Linked DNA regions of Mus musculus: region 1 is linked to region 2. A link is a loop called in an ENCODE intact Hi-C map of the cell type or tissue named here. Cell type or tissue: left cerebral cortex. All regions are shown on one strand. Each heading gives the region's core, and the rest is flanking DNA. Links, peaks and the distances in the headings are about the cores only.

Evidence for each region. Peaks named below come from ENCODE experiments on the same cell type or tissue, not always from the same donor. Only the 100,000 strongest peaks of a DNase experiment are listed, where the experiment ranks them.
Region 1: it touches region 2 in a loop (4-fold over the local background); 4 of 42 quality-filtered maps call a loop at or near these places.

What each region holds. Positions count from the first base shown.
Region 1 is chr10:111,499,566-111,507,237 of GRCm38, reverse strand. Phlda1 (pleckstrin homology like domain, family A, member 1) reads right to left here and starts at 952. Exons shown (of 2, transcript NM_009344.3): 1 at 1-952. The coding sequence starts at 833. It also overlaps the pseudogene Gm5176. In left cerebral cortex, for the core only: a CTCF peak has its summit at 3,951 (motif pointing left); DNase peaks (open chromatin) are centred at 1,677, 3,971 and 4,300; H3K27ac peaks cover 3 bases.
Region 2 is chr10:111,295,817-111,303,488 of GRCm38, reverse strand. It overlaps Osbpl8 (oxysterol binding protein-like 8), which reads right to left. Exons shown (of 24, transcript NM_175489.3): 24 at 6,242-7,672. It overlaps Bbs10 (Bardet-Biedl syndrome 10 (human)), which reads right to left and starts at 4,810. Exons shown (of 2, transcript NM_027914.1): 1 at 4,582-4,810; 2 at 1,753-4,276. The coding sequence starts at 4,766. The coding sequence ends at 2,320. It overlaps Gm40760 (a long non-coding RNA gene), which reads right to left and starts at 53. Exons shown (of 3, transcript XR_872029.3): 1 at 1-53. In left cerebral cortex, for the core only: CTCF peaks have their summits at 1,926 (motif pointing right), 3,735 (motif pointing left) and 4,566 (motif pointing right); DNase peaks (open chromatin) are centred at 3,730, 4,131 and 4,849; H3K4me3 peaks cover 1,515 bases; H3K27ac peaks cover 2,260 bases.

The DNA of each region.
Region 1 (7,672 bases), core at 1,465-6,464, 200 kb before region 2:
TTGTACTGCACCATCTGCAACGTGATCTCGGCGTTCCAGCCCTGGTCCTGGGGGCACCGAAAGTCGATCTCTTTGCCCTCCGTCATCACCACAGTGAAGTACATGTACTTGCCCTTGCGCTCCACGCAGTCTACAGTCTTCATATTGGAAAAGTGCAATTCCTTCAGCTTGACTGGTGGCTCAAGGCTGGCGACGGTGGGGCCACTAGGTTGGGACGGTTCGGCCGTCCCCTGCCCGGGCTGTTGCTGCTGCTGCTGCTGTTGTAGCTGCTTGGGCGGTATGAGCAGTAGCCCTTCCTCGGTGAGGATGCAGCACTTTTTCTTCCAGAGCTGCAGCAGCCCGTCGCTTCGCTTTTCCAGCACTCCTTCCTTCAGCGCCTTGCAGCCGCTGTTCTCCAGCATCCTTCCGGCATAAGGGGTGCTGCTGCTCCGCTCGGCCTTCAGGCTTCCAGACGCTCCGGCTGGGGGTAGCAGTAGCAGCCCTGCGCCGTCCTCGCCCCAGCGGCTTCCGCGGCCGCCCGCCCGGAGCGCGCAGAGAAGGCTGACTCGCAGGAGACAGAGCGGTGGCGGCGGCGGCGGTGGCTCGGGGTCCCGGCAGAGGGACAGGCGCGTCCTGACTCGCCACAAGATCCCGGAGCCGTGAGCGGGCTGCTCTCTGCCGTCCTCCGGCGAGCGCTCACTGAAGGGCACTGGCCGGGGCCCCTCGCGGCGCTTTTCAATGGGCCACCCTCCCCACCCCCGAGTGACACCCAGCGGAAAAGGCGGCTCCTGGCGCCCGCGCCGCGGGGGAAAACCCAGCTCCGAGAGGCGCTCGGCAGCCGGCGTACGCCTCATTAACTTGGGGCCTTCCCAGAGCCCGCCGCGGACACGCCCCCCGCCGCCGGCTCCGCCCCAGCCCCGCCGCCGGCTCCGCCCCCGCCCCGCCCCACCGCCCACGGCCGCCCGCGCCGCCTGGAAGCAGGTTCTGGAAACTCCTGGAGGCTCCACGCGGTCGCTGAGGTCGCCGCGGCTGCCGGGCGGCGACTGCCGACGCCCAGAGGGCGCCGAAAAACCATCCCCCCACGGACCGGCCCTTCCTTAGCAGGTGGGCTCTCCGCTGCGGGGGTGGGTAGCAGATCCAGGCAGGCCTGGGGAGCCACCCCTGGGGTCAACGCGGAGCCGACTCCAGACAAGGGCATAAAACTTAGGGGACGAAGTTCCATAGCGGGCATTACCCCCCCCCCCCCCATAGCTATGTAAACATCTCAGGGAACAAAACCCAAGAGTGCTTCGAGCTTTTTTGTTGTTGGTGTTGTTCAGCCATTAAATAAATAGTTGTTCCTGGGGGCAATTAGCTAAGGCAAAACAATAAAGCTACCAGTTTGTAGTGACAGGGAAATAAGGGTGGACTCACTCCAGGTATACATTCTTGACTTCCTTTCCTGCCACAGAACACAGGCAAAATAGCCAGACTCACCAAGCGGTTTTTGTTTTTGTGAGTGTATGTTTTGCTTGTGTGTGTGTAGTACGTATTGTATGAGAACGCAGGTCAGAAATCAGCAGATCCCTAGAACAGGTTCTGGGAATTGAACCTCTGCGAGGAGTGCCATCTCTCTAGGCCCTCGGGTTTCCTTCTAGATCAGACCTTGCAGTCCACAGCAGTAGCAGGGTAGGCAGATGTCCAGCATTGGGAGGTCATACACACAAGCCTTGGCGAATGTCCTACAAACACCTGTGGGAATCTGACTCTGGAAAGTCCTAGTCTCCGTCTTGCCTTTAAACCTTTCCTGATAAGGTAGACTATAAAGCACAGATCTAGTCTCCAGTTTGGGAAAATAACCTCTAAGCCTCCTCTCACCATAAGGAGATAGGACAAAACAGGCTGTTGGTCAGACAAGGGCTGCTGCCACACCGCCAGGAAGAATCAGGAATCCAATCGAAGAGAATGTCGAGGATGAACTATTCAAAGTCTTTCGTGTGTCGTGCTATGAAACTCGAACTTAATCTGAGAGCTAACAGAAATGTCTTCTCGAAAACAGAGTTCTTGGACCTTCACCCAAGGTTCTGATCAAATGGACCAGTTCAAAAAAAACAATTCTGAGTCTTACATTTGGACTCATTTTACAGCCTTTCGTTTTTGTTCCCCATTCCCCCCCCCCCCCAAAAAAACAAATGTAAAGATTTCTAATGTGATCATGCATAAGCATTATCTTTGTGTATACCAAGAATAGACTTGTAATTCTGATTACTAACCACCTTAATTTCTTTCCCCCACCTCTGTAGAACAGGTCAGCACTCCAGAGTTCCTATACTACCAGCTGTCTTTTTTCAGCAGAACAGCATTCTCTTGTTATCTGGAAAGTGCATTTATAGTATCCAGAGTCCCTAAAGCCAGGTAGAGGTTTGTAGCCAACACAGAGAGGCATAGTTGAGAAAGGTATCCCATTTGGAAAAGCACTGAACTGTGAACTGTAGCCCAGTTTACCAGGCACTATTTTTCCTAAAACAGTTGCAAATGCCCAGTCATCATAGATTTCCAACGTGTTCACTTCATTCTGACTAAAGACTTTAAAATTCCCTGATTCCCTCTGGCTGTTTCACAATTAGTATTTCTGTGGTAAGCTATGTGTACATTGACCACAATAAGTTCCATTATTGGAAATTTAAGTTTCAGAATTTTGTAGCCTGAAACTCTGCTCTGTTTATTTCAACTGCCACCTCACTTAACTGGCTAGAGAGACTTTTTCCTAAAGAAAACAAACAAACAAACAAAATCCTCAAAAGATAAATCGTCAGAAAATGCAGGAAACATTAAAAATGTTTTCCTTTACATAATTAATGGTTCATTCAACTTGTTTTTAAGGTGTTCTGTTTTCCACCTTCCTGGCATAGCCAAGTACTTATTGCCAAAGAGTGAAGCAGATTCCCCAAGCTAGATACTCAGTAGCTCTTATAAACGCCTGATACTCAGTAGCTCTTATAAACGCGCCTTTGACTTTAAGAACTGATCACGGAAAATGGGATATTTTACTTAAAAGGACCCTGAAAAGAAAACTCTAGTTACCATGTAACTAGGAATCAGTAAACATACAAAAGGTCTTCTGGGATGAACTGGTTTAGACACTAGAGCTCCAAGCCTTAGGACCCAATTTCATGAAAATGTCTACTCAGGACACACCCACTGAGGACTCTAAATACACCACCTACATGGCAAGCAGAGAACGAATGCATTCATCACCAGCACCCTGCACTCTGATGGACAAGGGGCCTAGACAGCTCAGAGGGCGGGAGGGAGGGAAGCAAGGTCGGGTGTGGGCAACAGACCAGCTCCGTGCACAAGCTGTGTTCTGCCGTAATCCCAGACCTCGCTTCCCAGTTTCCTGTGTCATCAAGGTTTTTTTTTTTTTTTAACTACTTCAACACATGGGTCATAAAGATTGCAAATGCGTTGAGAACACGTGCCTTTCACCATTCTTTCCTCTCAGTACCTAGCCAGCAAACCCTATCTGCACTTGGTGTATCTTTAAAACGTACTACAGCACGCACTAAACTTGACTCATATTATTCCCTAATTACCATATACATTGAATCCCATGGGGCTTGGAGTTTTTTAGCAATAGTGTTAGGTATTCCTATACCAGCATCCCAATGCCTGCAAGAGTAACAAGAGTGGACAAAATGGCTCAGATGTTACAGTTGCTGGTCTTAAAGGCTATGGCATACTTGCCACCCCACTATATGCACAAAAAAAGTTAAAAAGCTACTATACAATGAAATTATCAGGTATTTTATCAGTGTTTAAAACACAAATAGTCCCACCCACATTGATAAAACCCAAGATTTCCCAACTATTTCCTAGTTTTCTTGGGGGGAACCCTCAAAAATTAATTTCTAACTTCTAAAGTCTATTAATTTTTAATAGACTTCTCAGGGCTATAGCTTTTTGCAGTACAGGCTGATGAGCTGATGCCCCCTAGTGACCAGTTTATGTAGTGCACCTGAACGCCTCAAGAGGCGTTCAAAGGAGGTAAATCTTAAATCACCTAACAGCACCTACAGTGACTGAGGTTTGCTCTCTGGCAACACCCACCCTGCCAGCGTTCTGTTTCATGGAACAAACAGTGCCCATAGCACCTTTTCTTTCCCTTTTCTTATGCTGGCCATGGGACCTAGGGCCTTGTAAATACTCATCTCTAGCCCACCTGCCCAGCTCCAAGTACTAGAGAAGATTTTTAATTACCTTCTACCCGGACCCCCATGAGACTCTCAGCCCCTGCAAACTAGCCTTTAGTTTTCACTCCTTGCAGGCAACCCTTCAGAAGGGGTAGGCAGGTGAAAGTCGAAGTGCATCTGCACACGGCACAGAACACATCAGCATCTGGCATCTTCAAACTGGAGCTCTAGGCGGCTGCCTTGAATACTGGGCAGCACAGCATTCAACGGCCTCCAAGCAATGCTAACGCCACTGCCTTTCCCAAACCCTGCAACCTTTTGTCACCCAAAGCTTTAAAACTTCACCTTAGGCTGCAGCTAATCCCTTCCTAATTTTATTTCCTATCAAAGTTTGACCAGCACCAGGCATGCCTCGGTGTGCAGCTCCTGGGGGCAGGGAGACCTGGGAGTTTCCAACCTGCTCTACACAGTGAGGCCCAGGCCAGTCAGACCTACACAATGGGAATTTTCAAAAAAAAGTTAACAAACTGCACTTCACTAAACACCCAAGTAACTGCTTAAGCTTTCTTCAATCTAAATGGCAGCAATTATTACTGTCATTATAAATTCTTTCCCAATTCATACCAGATTCTACTCTGTGTTTTTTTATCCATTTGAACAACCAACCTCCGCATGATACTGAAAACATCAAGTACTAAGTCCAAAATCACACAGGACTGATACACACAGAATAGGCATCTCAGAAGATAGTGTCACAGGCCAGGAGACTATCGGTGTCAGGCTGACGATAGGACAGTGGAACTGACTTTATTTTCCTTCTGTCTTCTCAGGATACTACCAAAGAAATTACACAGAAACAGGCTAAGCTAAACTCACCTTAAAACTGAAAGTAGCAAACATGGAAAGCTTTCAATAGGGCCATGGCTTTTGTGCCATTACCCAGTCTAATAGTATTTATGTGTACTTATGCCCCCGTTACCTAGCAAGACTCTGGCCTTTGAAACCACGAAGTAAAAAATTTAGAACCACCTAAGATCTTCCAAAGTATGCTCACAAAGTAAACCAACCAAATTTAAATATACTTGTTTGATACCAACAAACAAACAAACAAACAAATCCAGTTACATCAGGTTCTAGATATATTAATGTCAGGTATTAAGTATTGACTATTGCTCACAAATGGGAGGTGGGCTCCAAAGCCCAAGTTTAATCATGTTACCCACTTATGATGTATCTTTTTTTAATAAAAAAGTTGTATTTACTTAGCAGTCAACATGTCAACAAAACAGCTGCTTTTTTTGCAATCAGAGTGGTATTCCGTTAACAGAATAATTATCTTCATATAAGCTGCATCAGAGACAACTGAAGACAAAACAAACAAAAAAAGATAAAACCAAAAAAAAAAGAAAAAAGAAAAAGAAAAAAAACTGTCCCCATACATAATTTGTGCCGTGCTTTAAATTTCCATACCAATTTACAACCCCTAGACCGTACCAGGCAAGGTTAGTGGCTATTGAAAATACCACACCAAGACAGGGCTATCTAAAGACACATTCAGTAGTGTGTTAACTACAAAAATAAAAGACACTGTACAGTTTAAAAACAAATCTTACACAGACTTACAGTTTTTTTTTTTTTCTTTAAAAGGAGTGAGTTGTGTACAGGGGATTAAATGCTTTATAGACAGGGGGGAAAAAAACTGTCCTAAAACCAACTTATTCATCCCATCATCTTTGTCTTGCTCATCCTTTTCACCTTCCTTTTTTCTTGCTCTTTTCAGCCTTGACCACCCCCTTTTTCGCTGCATCAGGTTTTCCTTTAGCTCTGTAGGCAGCAATATCCTTCTCGTACTTCTCCTTCTGCTTGGCAGCTTTCTTCTTATGGGGCTGCTTGTTATCCACTGCAGTGTTGTTCCACATCTCTCCTAGTGTCTTTGCAACATCACCAATGGATAACCCAGGATGCTGGCCTTTGATTTTGGGGCGGTACTCAGAACAGAACAAGGCGAAGGCCTCTTGGAAGCACTGGGTCCTTGAACTTCTTTTTTGGTTACCCCTTTGGGGGATGGAAGTGAAATGTAATTTTTCATTTCTCTTTCATAACGAGCCTTGTCAGCCTTTGCCATATCTTCAAATTTCCCCTTTTCTTTAGCAAACATGGTCTTCCACCTCTCTGAGCACTTCTTGGAGGACTCTGAGTTGACAGAAGCATCCGGGTGCTTCTTGTGCTCCTCCTGGCAGGTTTGCATAAAGAACACACATGAGGACATTTTGCCTTTTGGCTTCTTAGGATCTACTTTTTTCTTCCACAAGCGCTGTCTCTATGGAGCTCAATGTACTGCAATCTTGTGTGTTTATACCTGGCCATTAAAAGCATTATGGTACAGATTATTCGAGTTTGCATAAATTTTTATTATTCTAACAGAGGAACTTCCTAGATGTCAACAAATACCATTTAGAGGGTAGGGGACAATCCAGAAGTCTGTATTTGTAATGTACTATCCGACACCTTAAAACCTCCCAAGAAAAAGCTTACCTAGCACAAAGGCTGCTTTTTTTGTTTTGTTTTGTTTTAAAGACTATGCTTTAACGACTGTATGCTTGAGGGGTATCTGCCATCTCCCTTGGACAGGAGTTATGCAAAGACCCTGTGTAGGTGCTGGAAAAGGATCAGGTCCTCTGCAAGAGCAGCAAACACTTTTTACTGAGCCATCCCTCCAGGCCCACCCAGGCTACATTTCTAAATAGCATTCACTCCCCACTTCAAGAAAAGAAGTTTCTCAACGATAGTCAGCCAGCACTTTTAAGAAATGAGAACTATAATGAGCCTGAAAAACTTGAAGCCTCCTTAATGTAGTCTACTATATACAAAGCCAAAAGCACTGCCCATCAAGCCTGTGATCATGTGTTTAAAAAAAATAAGTTGAAATTTAATATTTTTAAACATATGAAGTGCAGCACAAACTGGATCACCACCTCACATCCTTGCGCACTGAGGCTGTCCTGAGCCGTCACACGCAGGCTCGCTCTCCTAGGACCTCCCCTTGGGAACACTGGTTTGGTTCCTTTAGCCAAATGCCAGATTCCCGACTTATCCCTACCCCAAGTTTTTATCGAGGCAGAAATTATTCTACCAAACCACAGAATAAATGTTGGGCTTGTCACTTGCATTTTTGATCACTGTTCCCAATTCCTTTTAAGTTAAAAATGTAGTTTCAACATACTACCTTTAAACAACTTGAGCTTTATATGGATTTTAAAGTAAAGTCAATAACTCACTTCCTGTTTGTTGTGTCCAATTTCTTTGATATCAAAACATCTGTCAACTTCTTGAAAGATGAAAAATCTGAAGCTACAGTAAGATGTCAAAATGAATAGTCTACACAGTATGTAAAAATCTGAGAAAAAAATCTTTAAATGAAAATTTCTACTCCAACAATGTTTTCATCTCTCTAAAACAATGTGACAGCCCATAATTAGTCCCAGAGTCTCCGTTTTTAATGCAGGCTAGTTTAATGTCTG
Region 2 (7,672 bases), core at 1,542-6,541:
TATTATTTTAGAGAGCAGTTCTACATCGTTCTGTTTTCCCCTCCCGCCCCCCACATGCCGGATCTCCTTCTCAGTTGGTCTCACTTTGCCCAGACTGGCCTTCAACTCCTGACCCTTTAGCCTCCACCCTTCCAGTGCTAGGGTCACAGGCACATGCCGTCACACATAAGTGCTTTGTTCTACACCTTCTGGCCTACCGAGATTTTTTGTCCTTGGAAATTTTTAAGAAAATTATTACCCCATGAAGTTTGGTATGAGCACCATGTGGCTAATTTATTCACCAAATATGCCCTGAGCATACTCTTACCGTAAAGTCACTTCGCAACTGGAACACCAGGTGCCAACCTTTCAAAGACAAACTCAGTTTACCGAAGTCTGACTACTGCAAGGCTGAAGAATATTCGAAGCAATAAAATAGAAAATGAAGCAAAATAACTTGTCAGCCAATTAAAAATGAACAGAGAAGTCGTACAGTGATTTAATGTAGATTCATTCATCTATGAATTGAGATCATCTTCCCTATTTCAACAAAATTGAAATAATGCATCATATGGCATAAACTTTTAAGGCACTGCTATATGTAACATAAGATCTGGGTTCTGTATGAAGATACTGTGGGGCATGATACACGTTTGTACATATGTGTGTGTATGTATGTGTGTGTGGTATTCAACTGCAAATGCACATATGGAGGGGGGAGGGAGCTGACTTTGGCTGTACTTCCTCTATTGCTCTCCAGTTACTTTGAAAGAGTGAGGTCTCACTGAACCTGGAGCAATCAGTTGGCTAGTCTGGCTGGCAGGCACGCTCCAGAGATCTGCCTGTCACCACCCTGACCGCCATGCCCAGCGGCAGGGTCAGAGGCATGCTCCGAAGCCTGGCTTCTGGGTAGATATTGGAGATTCAGACCCAGGATCCTCATGCCTCTGCAGCAGACCCCTTTCCCAGAGCTACCCCAGGCCACTACAATTTACAAACATTATTCGTCAGAAGGCTTTCAAATATAAAGATGTTTTTGTTTTACTTTTCCTAAATCCAGTCAGAAGTCATCAACCTACCTATTAACTTTGTAGAAAGTGCACAAGAGCATATCAGACTCACTGTCCAGCCTAGTATTTGCACAGTTAAGAATTTATTTATTGAATGAATAACCTAGGAGCATGGACATGGGTTGAGATAACACTGTTACTTAACAAGCACATTTAAACACTGGTGTAAACAAAACATTCTTTTGGGTGTTACAGTTACTAAAAGGAGAAGACCCTGTCCTTATTTATGACTACACACACAATAAAGTGACAGGGAAGCACTTGTGATCTACACTAGAGATAACTGTCAAATTATTTGTTGCTACTGAAATCTGGCAAGCACTGAAACAAAGAACAACTAGCAACTGTACAGAATCCTTACAAGACTTAGGAGCCAGGAGAAAACGAAAGGAACGAATTCCCCATCTTTTCTGGCATTAACTTCTAATTATAAAAGGTGAATTCACAATGAATAGTCCTATTTTTGAACAGGTATTCAAAGGTGCAGATTTTGGAATTATTTACTGTTTACGTGCATGCATGTGCATGTGCAGTGCCACAGTGTACGTGTGGAGCTTTGTGGAATTGGTTCTTTCTTTCCAATTCAGGTTGCCTGGCTTGGGTGGCAAATGGTCCTACTTGCTGAACCATCTCCCCAGCCCCCAACCAACCGTTTTCAATAACTAGAAATAAACCAAATGACAACCACAAGGACAATTAACTTACATGCTTCTTACAAAGAAAAATTGACTTTTATTTACTGCTTTACATAAGAGATAACATTTTATACTCATGTTCACAAACAATGTAAGATGGCATGTGAAGACCTCGTTCAAGTGGGGAGGTTACACGACTCTATGACATACAGAAAGTTCAAGGAAACAAAGTGGGAAAAGGTACAGAAGAGGGAGCTATAGAGGCAAGCTCCCTTAGACAGACTAGCGCAGACCAGAGACAAGGAGACAGATTTAGCCAGTTTTTGTTCCATAGAGCTGATACCTGTTGTCTGAATGGTCTGGTGGACTCAATGGACTTAAGGACTGGGTTGACTTCAGTCAGCCAGAAGCCTGTTTTAATATTTAGCTTGAGCTGAATACATTTTTTTCCTAACGTTTAGTGTTTGTCTGCGAACATGTGTGTACAACAAAGGACATGTCTCAGGACTTCACCCTCTCCTTCCACCCTGGGTGATGACCGCAGGCAGTCAGTCAGGTTTGCCATTAAATGCCTTTGCCCACTGAGCCATTTCTCTGGCCCCAGACTGAAAGTTCGAGCAACAGAAAACTGAGTGTTAAAATTCGTCTTCTGATTCTTGGTCAGCAGTTTTCTGAGGTTGCCTCTTGATGTTGATTATTAAATCAATGGTTAATATTTTCATCAAACACTGAAGAACTGAAGTTAGTAATTGGTACTTACCAGCTACTGACTCGAACCCTGATTGACCACTTACCATGGGTTGACTGGCTTGCAGTGCATGGAGAGACCGCATGTATATGTGTGGGAAACTGTCCTTTCCCTTCTTAGGCTTATAAAGGATTTTAGGGATGCCTAGAAGAGCATCAGCTATTAACATACTGATGACAGTTTCATCTGATTGTCGGCATTGTTTGGCATAGCTGAGAAGGTAGTAACTCATCAAAATCTCAAAACTTCCACCCACTGGCAGCACACAGCCTGCTGGCACAGTGGATGAACAATAACCCTGACAAGTACAGGTATCTAGTGACTTGCGCATCACTGGCAGCGTGTAACCCTTTCCGGCATTATCTGAGACCTGTAAGTGTTCGAAAGAAATTTCTGTTCCAGTGTCTTCTGCTGTAGGATTTCCAGTGGAATGATTCTCAATTGACAGGTCACAGTTATCAATTATCCCGCTTCTTTCTGGAGGCAAGCACTTCAGCATTTCATCTGTTTGGGATGGAGCTATTGGTGTCTTCTTGTGTGCTGACCACGGCTTACCTGCTCTCAATTCTGTATCTGAAGCCCCCAAACCTGAATATACTTCTAAATGTGTTTGAGTTTCCAATTTATTTTTGCTCTTTGCTACTATGTCCTGATACTTATCAGTTTCTGGTGAGTGATTACGCTCTCTGCTATTGTCATAAGCAAGAGGACTTGGGTTACATTGCTGTTTGGTTTGTATGATGTAATTTAGATCAAGGTCAGTAAATAGCTGCCGAAGCATCTTAAATGCTCCGTGAAAAGCTCTCTCATGCTGTTCAACAAGACCCAGAACCGGTCCACAGAGGACCATAGAGTGAGGTATAAATGCACATGTGCTAATCAAGCCGAGATGAACATACCTCTTGGATCTAAGGATGAGGGGCTTGCAAAACTTCACCAAAGTACTATCAGAAATTTCACACTGTGAAGCAACCTCTGGTAGGACACAAGGAGAAAGACCAGTGATCCTCTGGACAAGGGAAACTTCTTCGGCTGATAAACACTCCACCACTGATATGCTATTAAGTCTTGCACAGTAAATAACCAGGTCTGGTTGCTTCACACTGGTCAGGAGCAGTTTTACATTCTGACCACGCAAGTGGTTCATTACTGTTTTTGTCCTGTCCGTGATCCAGCACTGAGATGCCTGAAACTGTGTTTCTGAATTGAGAACAAACTCCGAGCCAGCCGATGAAAACTGAGGCTGGAGGATTTCTGTTACTATCACCATCCTAATGTCACCATCTGCTGGGCAGTACATAGAAAAGTCCCTGGGAAGCACAAGGCCATCTATGATTCTAGAATCTGAAACAGGAAGGCCTGTCACGCCAACATTCAACTCTGCAAAACAGTGATCCAACAACTCAAATACTTCAACCCCACTTTCACAAGCCATACACTTGAAAACGTAGTCACACATCAACTGTGAAATGAATCTGTGATTGTTTCTTCCCACTCTTCCACAAAAGTATGCTTCCAGGAGCAACTCTAGCGAGTGCCTGCACAGTTTTCTTCCTTCAGTGGATGAAGAAAAGACAGACAGGTAGTGCCTGCTTAAACTCCGGTCTACAATACAACCTAGGGTTTGTGTCTGAAACGTTTGCAGAGCCTGGGAAATAGATTTCCACTGACAACAGTTTTTCCAATGCCTTTCATGGCTCTGAATATTTTCAGAAGTGAATGAATCTTTTCCTTTTTCTCCGATTGCATGAAGTCCTCTGAGTAAATGGCAAAGAAAAATAATAAATGTCTTAGCACCATCTCCTGTCTTTTTAAGGTGACTGGAAACACACGCCACTATCATCCTGTATAGGAAGGGAAAAAAATAACTCAGATTTTCTGGGTTAAATCCACATTTTCATAGCTATAAGGCACACAGATTGTCCTTTTGACATATAGGCTTTGCTTTACTTTTCCTTTAACTACTTCATTCAGGGATGGGGAAAGAGTAAGAAGTGTTCTGTGCACGTGATGAGGTTTGGGGCTCGGGACTAGTAGTTTGGGCAGCTCTCTGATGTCTACACTGGTTTTATCCAGGTCCACGGCCTCAGGATGGGATGGGAGATTGAGGGAGATGCGCGCCTAGTGGAGGGCAGGAGAAGTGAGGTACCTGGCTAAGGGATGCTCTAAGTGCAGCGCCTCCAGGAGGCAGCCTCCATCCCTGCTAAGCAGCACCTCGCCGGTGGGCTTCGTACACAACACTTGGCCGCCCTCGGGCCCCACGCAGCGGTTCGCGATGCTCTCCAGCACCTCGGCCACCCGCAAAGCCGCCGTCACCGACCCCTGGGACGCCATGGGTAAGGAACCACGGGTAACGCTTCCGTTAGGTCAGGCCCGCAGAAGGGCGGAAACGGAAGAGGCGGGGAAAACGGCGGAAGAGCAGTAGCTTTGGCATCGATTGGCGGAAGAGCTCTATGCCCCTCGGTGGGGTGGAGCCCCGCCAGCGGTGGGCGGAGACTCGAGTGGTCCTGGGACGTCCTTACTTTCCTGGTTCACGTCCCGCGGGCCTCCCTGGCCACTGCAACCGCTAGGTCTCTGCAGGGAAGGGCTCGGGCTCGGGGGCGTGATTACCGCCCCATCTCGAGCTTACTTCTCTAGTGCCCCTGCCGTGTAGTTTGCTCTCCTTGCCTTCAAGCAAACGGTTTTAGAATGCAGGGCAGGCGGAGAGAGCTTGGGCATAGCCATTTCTAGGCTCGTGGCTTCCGCTGGGGTGTGCTACCTTGTGTGTGTTCAGGTATGGACGAAACCCCACCTAGTTAAACCACTTGAGCAGAAGTAGATGTTTGCCTTTTATTCACATCGATGATCAATTGTATTTGTCATTTGTACTGTATACCATCCCAAAGCAGAAATGTTTCACCCAGTAAAACACAAAGGCTTTAGGGAGCGCACGAGCGCTGGATTCATAGCTAAAGGGCTTCTTTCAGCCAGAGACCATCTGTCTCTGCTTTCCTCATTTAAAACAAACAAGTTGGTAAAACAAAACAAAACAAACAAAACCAAAAAAACCTTTAAAGTTCCGAGGTGGATAAGTTAGTTTTTGTACTGTTTCTAACTCGAAGTACAGCCAAGTATTTGTCATTTACTCACAAAATTCTCATGGTGGATCATTACCCAGGCTGTCATACCCACAAGAAATGAATGCAGAACAAAGCTGTCAATGTTAGCAGGAAAGTGATCTTGTAGATAGATATTCAATGACGTTTAACACTGACAGCAGTGTCCTTACCCCACACGGGCAAGAGGATTCTGAGGGACAAGTTAGAATGAGGTGAAAGGAAGACAAAATCATGAGTAAAGCCTTCCTGAGGTTTCCTCAATAACTCAGTAGTAAACGACCGGGAGGAGAACAGCATTTCAGTGTCTAATGATACTGCTTCAGTGTTTTTTCTTGGTTGCATTCATCACTGGACATTATCTTTAGACTGAAATAGTGGGATATTTCAAACATTTAAACAGTACAATCAAGTGCACTGTGTAGTCGTGATTCAGGAGGCTTTTACCTGAGAAAGACAGACCGCCTTTATTCTTACTGTGTAGTTTTTGGGGTCATTTAGATATGCTGAGCCTCATCTTTAATGTATAAAATATGTATAAACTCCACTTATTTTAAAAGAATATAAAGTATCAAGTAAAACATATATTAGAGATTGTCAAAATTCCTGTCAAGCCTGTACCCATCTTTTTCACACACACAATAAAAAATAAGAGGATTAATTTAGTACATTATGCATTAATACATTATATCAAGAGTCACTGGATCACAGATTGCTCTTTTAAAAAAGTTTATTTAGAATACCTACTTGTAGAAGTTAACATAATTTTACAGATCATTAGAAAAATTCTTTTCTCTCTGCAAACATGACAGGTTAGGAATAATAGATTAGAAATGTATACATTACAAAACCGCCTGTGACTATCTATACATTTACTATGCACCTTAAGAGAATTCTACAGTGTGCTGTATTTACACTGCAGGTGAGAACACACTTACATCCTATCATACAAAACTGACCAATGCTAGTGCTTGACTTTATAAACCCATTAACTGAAGTACTTAAAATTAAATCTATATTTAACATGCCAAAAGTGGAAATAAATTCAACTGAGGTTCTGTGGCTCATCATTCAAATGGTTCATGACATTTTTTCAAATAAAGATTATCAATATTAGCCGGGTGTGGTGGCACACACCTTTAATCCCAGCACTCGGGAGGCAGAGGCAGGCGGATTTCTGAGTTCAAGGCCAGCCTGGTCTACAGAATGAGTTCCAGGACAGCCAGGGCTACACAGAGAAACCCTGTCTCGAAAAAAACAAAAAACAAAACAAAACAAAAAAAAAAGAACATCAATATTATGATATTAAAATAATTTTATGATAAATAAAGAGGCTGATTTTTCGAAATACTTCATAAAGTATAGTCACATTCATTTTTGTCAAGGTTTTCCTGTGGCTCTCACTAAATATGTTAATCTTATTAATAAGACACTGGTCCTGTACAATGTTAACAGTCCATCTTCAATTAAAAACTGTAACAAAATAGTCCTTTAATTGTAACAAAAATTGGATATACTAAACCCACACAATACATAACAAAATGAAACCAAATTATGCAGTGGTGGCAGGTTATACATTTTAAAGAATCTCTTTATATGTAGTCAAATATGAAAGACATTGAAATGTAAACTTATTGAATTATGAAAGGTCTCTCCCACTGGGTCAAATCGGAAAATTTGTATAAACGAACATGTTCTTTATTTATATTTAATGTAATAGTCTACAGTCTCGTGTATGGCTCATCGCGTACGTATGCCATCATACCTGAAATAAGACAAAAACAAAAGCAAAACCAGACTATTTACTGCTGACTAGAAATGCTAAACACTGAAAAAAGATGAAGTTTTATACATTTGTTTTTTAAAATTTTGATGACGATATTCTTCAAAAAGTTAAAACTGCCTTCCACAAAATTCTGTGAATATGGCACAAGTTGACACCCGAAAACAGTGTGAATTCCATCAAAAAGGCACTGTCTACAATACTCAGAGCCATCTGACAAGTTTACTTCATTGATGTCTGAGTATGAATATATTTGAAATAGTTACTACACAAACCCTTATAAAAGTACGGCATTACTGTTTACATATTCTTCAGCTAGATAAAAGGAAACACAGTGACCCAGACAAATGACCCTTTTATGA